Regions from separate parts of the Homo sapiens genome. Here region 2 is linked to region 1. The links are chromatin contacts, found by Hi-C or POLR2A ChIA-PET in ENCODE. All regions are on one chromosome and are shown on one strand. The core of a region is the stretch at or near the end of the contact, and the rest is flanking DNA. Distances in the headings are between cores, read along the strand shown.

Region 1 (3,389 bases), core at 466-2,965:
GAAGGAATTGAGACTCCCTGAAGTCAAGTGTCTTATAGTTAGGTTTTGTTCATTCATTCATCAAATAGAGTGCCTGATGTGAGATTTATTGAAACTGGATTTGAAAACAATTTTCCTGAATTCAAGTCGAGGGTTTACTCCACTATTCTCAATTACTTTATCACCAGGGTTATAAACCCAAAGGAAGTGAGTAACAACAGTGTGATTTTATTGAGGACCCATGCAACACTAGTCTCAGAAAGGCTCCAGTGTCATTTGTAAAATTCAAGGTTACCATCAGCAGAGGCAGTCATTCCTCTCTGCGCTTGTTACCTAATGCACTAACTCTCACTGTAGGTAATTCCATTCAAGACACATTTGATGACTATACCTACAGGTTTTGAAGTTATTCGGATGGGGTTTTGACACTTACTAGCTGTGGGGACTTAGATCAAGTTACTTAACCTTTTTGAGCTTCAGTTTTATCATTTGTAAAATGGATACAATCCTGATGCCTTTGGACCAAGTGGTCACGGAAATGAAAGAGATAAGTATGAAAAAATCCATGCTCATAGTAGCTGTGGTTTCCAACTGCGTGATAAAACTTTAAAATCTGCATTCAAATAAGAACAACTATGTCGACGTAAGGTTACAAGCTAACTATTCTTGGTAAGTACTGTTCTTTATTCTAGAGGACATCACTTTACAGTTTGGTGCTAAATGCTCTTTTATGAATTTAAGGTGCCAGTAGCTGTCTACTTGAACGGCATGCTTAATCTGGAACGCCATGTCGACCTTCATCCCCCAGTTCTTTCTCCCCAAATTAAAAACACAAATACACACACACGCCCCTACTTAGTTCCTAAAACTCAAGGGCACGCGCACACACCTACTTATTTCCTAAAATTCAAGCTCGCACCAAGGAGATCCACAAGGATAGGCAGGGTGGTGGAGGTCACTGGGCAGCGCCTCCGGATCCCCCGAAAGGGGGCGGGGTCAAAACTCAGATCTCGAGCTCCCGAAAGGGGGCGGGGTTAAAACTCTCAGATCTCATTCCGCCTCCCTCTGTCGTCGCCCCTTCCCAATTCTCGCGAGACCTCAAGGAGCACAGCTTCTGCGCACCGCACGATACTGGGAGTCCAGGCGCCAAGGGAGGGGGAAGGGAAAAGGGGAAACGGTGCAAACGGCGTGGCCGCCATCTTGCTTGTGCCCCCGCTTCGCGCGCGCTCCGTTCTCCGTGACGCACACTTCCCCCTCCCCTCCGCCGCGCCTGGGCCTCTGCATTGCCCGACTCCGTAGGAGCGCGGGGGCGGCTCCTGCTCTTCCTGGACTCCTGAGCAGAGGTGTGTGAGTGTGCGGGAGTTTCTGTGCGAGGGTGATAGGGAAGCGGCGGCGGGGGGAGGGGCAGCGCTTCCCGCCTTCGCCAGAGACCTCACTTCCTCGCGCGGCCGCTGCTGTAGCTCGGTCCGTCCTGCCCGCCGCCATGTTGTGCTCTTGCCTGGCCCGCTGCTGTCGCCGCCGCCGCGCTCGTGGGGTCCGTGTGCCTCGTCGGCCCGGCCCGCGGGCTTTCTCCCATTGGCGGAAGGCGACGGCGGGGGGGCTCGCTCGTGATTGGTCGGTGGCGGGGAGGCCGCGGACCTGGCACCTTATTGGACGCGCCAGCTCCGGTCTAGGGGGTGATGAAGGAATCTGAGGCTGCGGGGATGCGCGCGTCTTGGGCTAGGGCGGCTGGGGCAATGACCCCCTGCGGCGCAGGCGTGGGGTTGCGGCGAGAGGGCGAGCCTAGAGGCTTTAAGGGGGAAGAGAGGGTGATGGCCTGGCAGGTACTTTGGGGGTAGCTTAGGCCATGGCCTGGGAATGGGGGACACTCACTTTCAGAGGTGCTTTTCCTGGTACATGCATGGCCCAAGATTGGGGTGTGCAGGCCCTCAGGGTTCCAGGCTTGGAAACACCGAAACCCAAGTGACAGGCTGAGAGTCTTCGAGATCCAGGGTTGCTAATGTGACCCAGTTTGGAAGTGGCCCTGAAGTCCACGGTGTGAGTGTATGGTGTAGGAAGAAAGGCATCAGGGCTAGGGGCATAGCTGAACGGTAGAATCGGATCAGGGATTTTGCTGGAGAGTGCAAGCATTCAAACACTGAGGTTTTGGTGGAGCCCTGGAGTCCAGAGTCAACGGACCTGGGATGTGATGTGAGGAGCAAGTAAACCGAGAGAGGAATGCTATTGAGAAGTGTGCTCTGTCCGAGCCTAGGAAGCACAGCATTAAGTAGTATCAGATTTAAAGTGACAAAATCTGATATAGGAAGCATTTTAGGGGACATTTTCGGACTTGGGAAGTGTATTAATAGAACAGTTATACATTATTGAGTCTCAGGACCATACAAGTAGTTTTGAGATGTTGTATATGAAATTTGCTGCTCTAGGAAGGATACAGGTCATGGCTGAGTTTCCAAAGCCACATTAGCAAATATTAGGTAGTTGGTAGTTATTTGTTGAGTAAATATTGTTAGGTTCCCCTTTAAGGGAAAGGGAGCTAGCCAGAAATTTTCGGTCTTGGTTTATTTCCTTGTATATGTGCCTAAAAAGTATACCCATTCCCATGTGTACTTTGAATTTTTTGTTTGTTTTTTCAAATAAGCAGCTCCAAACCAAAAAAAAGCCCATGCATAGCTTCTTAAGGAACAGGACTTGTCAACACTTTCTGGTTCATATTCAAAAAGTTTTTATTCCAATCCAGAGTCGTTCCAGTCAACTTGTTGGGAATATGTTCTTTTCCACTGAATCTGAATCGTAGTTACTTGTATTGCTTTACATTTGCTCGTCCCAGTGTGTGAGGGCCATGGAAACACATTTATGTTAAACATCTGTGTTTTCCTAATTTGTTTTTCCTTGTTTTTGTTAGGTAGTCCTTTTTAGCTTTAGATGGTACTCTTCTGTTTTCATACCAATTTCAAGAAACTCCTAGGGTTTTCAAATTTAGTTTTATGTGAATGCAACTACATTTTCTGGAGAAGGGAATTGATAAGTAGCAGAGGAAGAGAATTGCTATTTTGGGGCATATTTTAACTCCAATAGGTAGGCATTATCGTCCCCATATTGCAGATGAGGAAACTGAGGATCAGAGAGTTTAAGTAGCTTGTCTGGTGTCACTCAGTAAGTGGTTGAGCTAGAATTCAAACCCTGGTTGCCTGATGCCAAAGCCTGTAATTTTATCTGCTACATCAGCTATCAACATAAACCTGACTAATGAAACTTCCAGATAATTTTGTATTTCCAAGTGGATCATCTACTTTGATTTCTGGGTGTTTAGAGTGTATAAAATGGAAGACTATAATTCTTAAGAATTTCTTGTGCTGCTTAAGGATTCAGACCACAGAATTGTAACCATAGAGAATATGGGTTCTTCAGCT
Region 2 (3,389 bases), core at 410-2,909, 550 kb after region 1:
AAAGTGTTTATAGACATTTTTTAAAAGGAAGGAAACCCCCAAATTTCCACAAAATAAGATGTCTTTTAGTTTGTTTGAACAAACACTACTAAATGTTTTCTTTTTTTTTTTTTTTTAAGTTCAAAATACAGTACAGAAATGAGGAAGGGAATCTAGAGTACTTTTGATTTAAGCAGGTCAATCCTTGGGGCTGTTTCTTAGAGAAACTTACTACGTTTTGTCTCCAGGATCACTTTTAAGAAACTCTCCTTTAAGGGGATGGGGGAAACTAAAGCTCATCCAGAGGACAGTTTAGAGAACCACAGCAGATGAGAGACAACTGAAGAAAGTGGAAGTGAAGACTCAGGGGACATGATTACTATCTTCAGATATCTTAACAGCTTCCCATAAGGGAAAAGAACTAGGAAGGATGGGAGCCAGCTGTTTCTTTCAACTTATAACCAAATGTGTCCAGGAACAGAATGGGTTTCCTTTAAAGAGATTCGCTTCGGATCACTGGAAGAGGTTCCAAACGGGCTCGTCAAATTATCGGGGGGATTTGGGGATTTTCAAAGTCACTTTGGCATGGGATGGGAGAAAGCGCCCCTAGATGACTTTTAAATTCTCTTCCAGTCAGGAGATATTCCGGGGTTCACCCATCGGCTGGATACCACTTTCGATGCTCTCGGGCTGGCACACAACTGTGCCCACGTGTCTGGCCCCCAGGGCCGCTGTGGCTCACTTCGGTGCGGGGCCGCTCTCCCTGCCCGTTTCCGGCGGGGCACTGGGGCAGGCGGCACACGTGAGTCGGCCAGCCGGGGCCCAGCCCCCAGGACGCTGCTGACAGCTCCGGGCCCTAGGCGCCCCAGCTCTCGGTGGGGGCCACGCCGCCCCGTCGACCTCTGTCTCTGCCTTCCCCGAACCGGGACCCGGCCAGCCAGAATCACAGGCATTCCCACCTCTGGCGCCGGAGGGGACCGACTGACCCGCGCAGACGGGGTCGCGCCGCCGCCCGGCCCTCGGCCCCCAGCCAGCCTGCCCCGGCCCACCCGGCCCCGCCGGCCAGACACGGCGACCTATACGGACCGCCCCCACGCCGACCCTCCAAAGGGCCCCCGGCCTTGGGTTTCCCGTGCCGGGGCCCCCGGGCAGTCCTGGCGGCGTCAGGGCCGCGACCGGACCGTGGGCCCCGCCCGCCCGACCGCAGATGCAGAGCCGGCCTCCGGGCTCGGGGCCGGGCTGACACGGCCGAGAAAGGGCCCAGCCCCGCGCGGACCACAGACTGGCAGGCCGGCCAGACAGACGGACAGGCTGACCCCGGCCCGGGGGAGCAGGCGCAGCGGCTGCGCAGGTCCCGCCACCGCCTTCTGGCCCCAGGCGGCCCCTCAGGGCACGAGCTCTTAGGCGGGCGGAGGCGGCCGCGAGGCGCTTACCTGAGGGCGCGGCGGGGGCGCGGGGCGGCTCACTCTCTTCCCGCCGCCATGTTTCCGCTGCGCAGGGAGGGAGCGGAGACGCGGGAAGGGGGCGGGCGGGCGGCTCGGGAGAGCGGCGGGCGGGCGGCGGGGGGCTCCACCGAGCTGGCGGTGGCGGCTGAGGCGGGGGGCGGGGCGGGGGCTCCCCCGGCCCCTCCCCCGCGCCTCCCGCTGCGAGGTGGCGCGCGCCTCGGCCGTTGGGCTCGCGCGGGGGGCGGGGCGGCGCGCTGGAGGAGGGAGGGCGCGCGGGAACCCGGCCCGGCCGTACCCCGCCGGCCTGCCGACCCGGGTCCGGGGGCCCAGTTGGCGCCCGGACCAGCTCTCCGGTCTGCGTCCTGTAGATGGGAAAACTGAGGCCTGAGAGGGCGCGAGGGCGGGGACGAGGCCGAGGACTCGGGTTCGAATCTCGAGGACGCCAGTAGCCCGCTCTGAGGCCGCGTGGGGCTGGTGGAGGAGCCACCGGTCGGGCCCCCAAGACCGGCTGACGTGGGCCTCGCCTCGGGCGACTCCCGCCGGGCTAGTGGCTGGCCGTGTGGTGACCTTGGGCGAGTTACTTCGCACAGCCACCCAGGGGCCTCTTCTCCAACACGATAGCACTGCACCCGGAGGGTAGGTGAGAGATGAGTTGGTGCTTGGATGCCCTAGGGAGTGTCAGCGTCCTCGGTCCTCCCTGTGGTGATCCCTTCAACGAGTACGCACTGAGCCCGTGATGGGCCAGGTACAATGCACAGGCTCATTCTTCCAGGCCCACCAGCCATGTTGGCTACACAATTCTATTTTTGTTTTGTTAGAGATGGAGCCTCACTTTGTCCCCAAGGTCGGAGTGCAGTGGCGCCATCATAGCTCACTGTAACCTCAAATTACTGGGCTCAAGTGATCCTCCTGCGTCAGCCTCCCAAAGCGCTGGGACTACAGGCGTGAGCCACTGCGCCTGGCACACAATTGGTTTAACCACCACATCATTTTAGCAGCTTAGGAAACTGACGTCTTGACTTCTGTTTTGGCTGCTTGAAAATACAGTGCAATATAAATCCCGAGACCTCTGCTGAGCTGGATGTGGAGTGGGTGTGGGCATCATTTAGAACATGGCAATCCTCAGGTCACACAGGAATGTCTTGTTAATGATCCTTCTGTGAACAATGTTCCTTGGAGGGAAGTCCACTTAAGCAAGGCTGGAGCAGCAGATGGGGCAGCTGAGCCTGGATTACTTGCCTTGCCTCTAGAATAGGTCTTAGAGCTTTGGACTGAAGGGGGGCCGCCTCCTTGTATCCTGGTATTGGTGTCAGTATCCGTCTGCCCATTCTTGAGAAATGGAAATGGTCAGAATCTATCCAGGTTCTGATCTGCATCCCTGTTGTCTAATTTAAACTTTCATTCCATGGCGTTTTGGGGAGTACCTGTCTCATGAAGAGCCCTGAGGTTACAAGGATAATTAGAGCCTAAATCTAAGGAGCCCATATTTGGGGAAACTATTATGTCAATAGCTAATGAGAGCACAGTGTTGTAAGTGCTCATATTAGTTTTCTATTCCTGCATAACAAATTGGCACAAATTTTGCAGCTTAAAGCAACACCCATTGATTTACTCACAGTTGTGTAGGTCGGAAAACTGGCATGGTGTGGCTGGGTTTTCTGCTCGTGGTGTCATAGGCTGAAATCAAGATGTCTAGCACCTCCACGAGGGAAAGGTCTGCCCCAGGCTCCTTCGGGCTGTTGGCAGAATTCATGTCCCTGTAGGACTAGGATCCCACAGCTACACTGTTTTGCCAGCTCTCTGTTGGGGACCACTCTCAGGTCCTTGCCACGTGATCCCTTTTATCTCATCAACAGAGAACCTTTCTCATGTCACTCCCTCTCATTCTTTAAATATCTCTGATTTCCCTTCTTCAACCAGTCAGAGAACACTATGAGCTTTTAAAAGACTTGTAATTAGGTCAGA

Evidence for each region. Hi-C counts contacts between places; a loop is a spot of excess contacts on that map. ChIA-PET counts read pairs that join two places held with the same protein, here RNA polymerase II (POLR2A). Pooled maps may share reads with other maps.
Region 2: a loop to region 1 is called in a pooled map, with 9 times the contacts of the local background. The contact joins the promoter of SCMH1 here to the promoter of NFYC-AS1 in region 1. A Hi-C loop is called at or near these places in 2 of 37 single-sample maps with no recorded cell type and 7 of 50 pooled maps. POLR2A ChIA-PET finds 5 or more read pairs at or near these places in 1 of 52 experiments (WTC11).

Annotation. Positions count from the first base shown.
Region 1 is chr1:40,690,546-40,693,934 of GRCh38, forward strand. NFYC-AS1 (NFYC antisense RNA 1) reads right to left here and starts at 1,716. Exons shown (of 1, transcript NR_024567.1): 1 at 1-1,716. NFYC (nuclear transcription factor Y subunit gamma) reads left to right here and starts at 1,159. Exons shown (of 10, transcript NM_014223.5): 1 at 1,159-1,322. It also overlaps a transcript of RIMS3 not described here. RefSeq lists a silencer at 1,567-1,666 and enhancers at 1,907-2,076, 2,097-2,146.
Region 2 is chr1:41,240,647-41,244,035 of GRCh38, forward strand. SCMH1 (Scm polycomb group protein homolog 1) reads right to left here and starts at 1,660. Exons shown (of 16, transcript NM_001394311.1): 1 at 1,413-1,660. SCMH1-DT (SCMH1 divergent transcript) reads left to right here and starts at 1,712. Exons shown (of 3, transcript NR_186015.1): 1 at 1,712-2,060. RefSeq lists an enhancer at 221-400 and silencers at 721-880, 981-1,530, 1,571-1,970.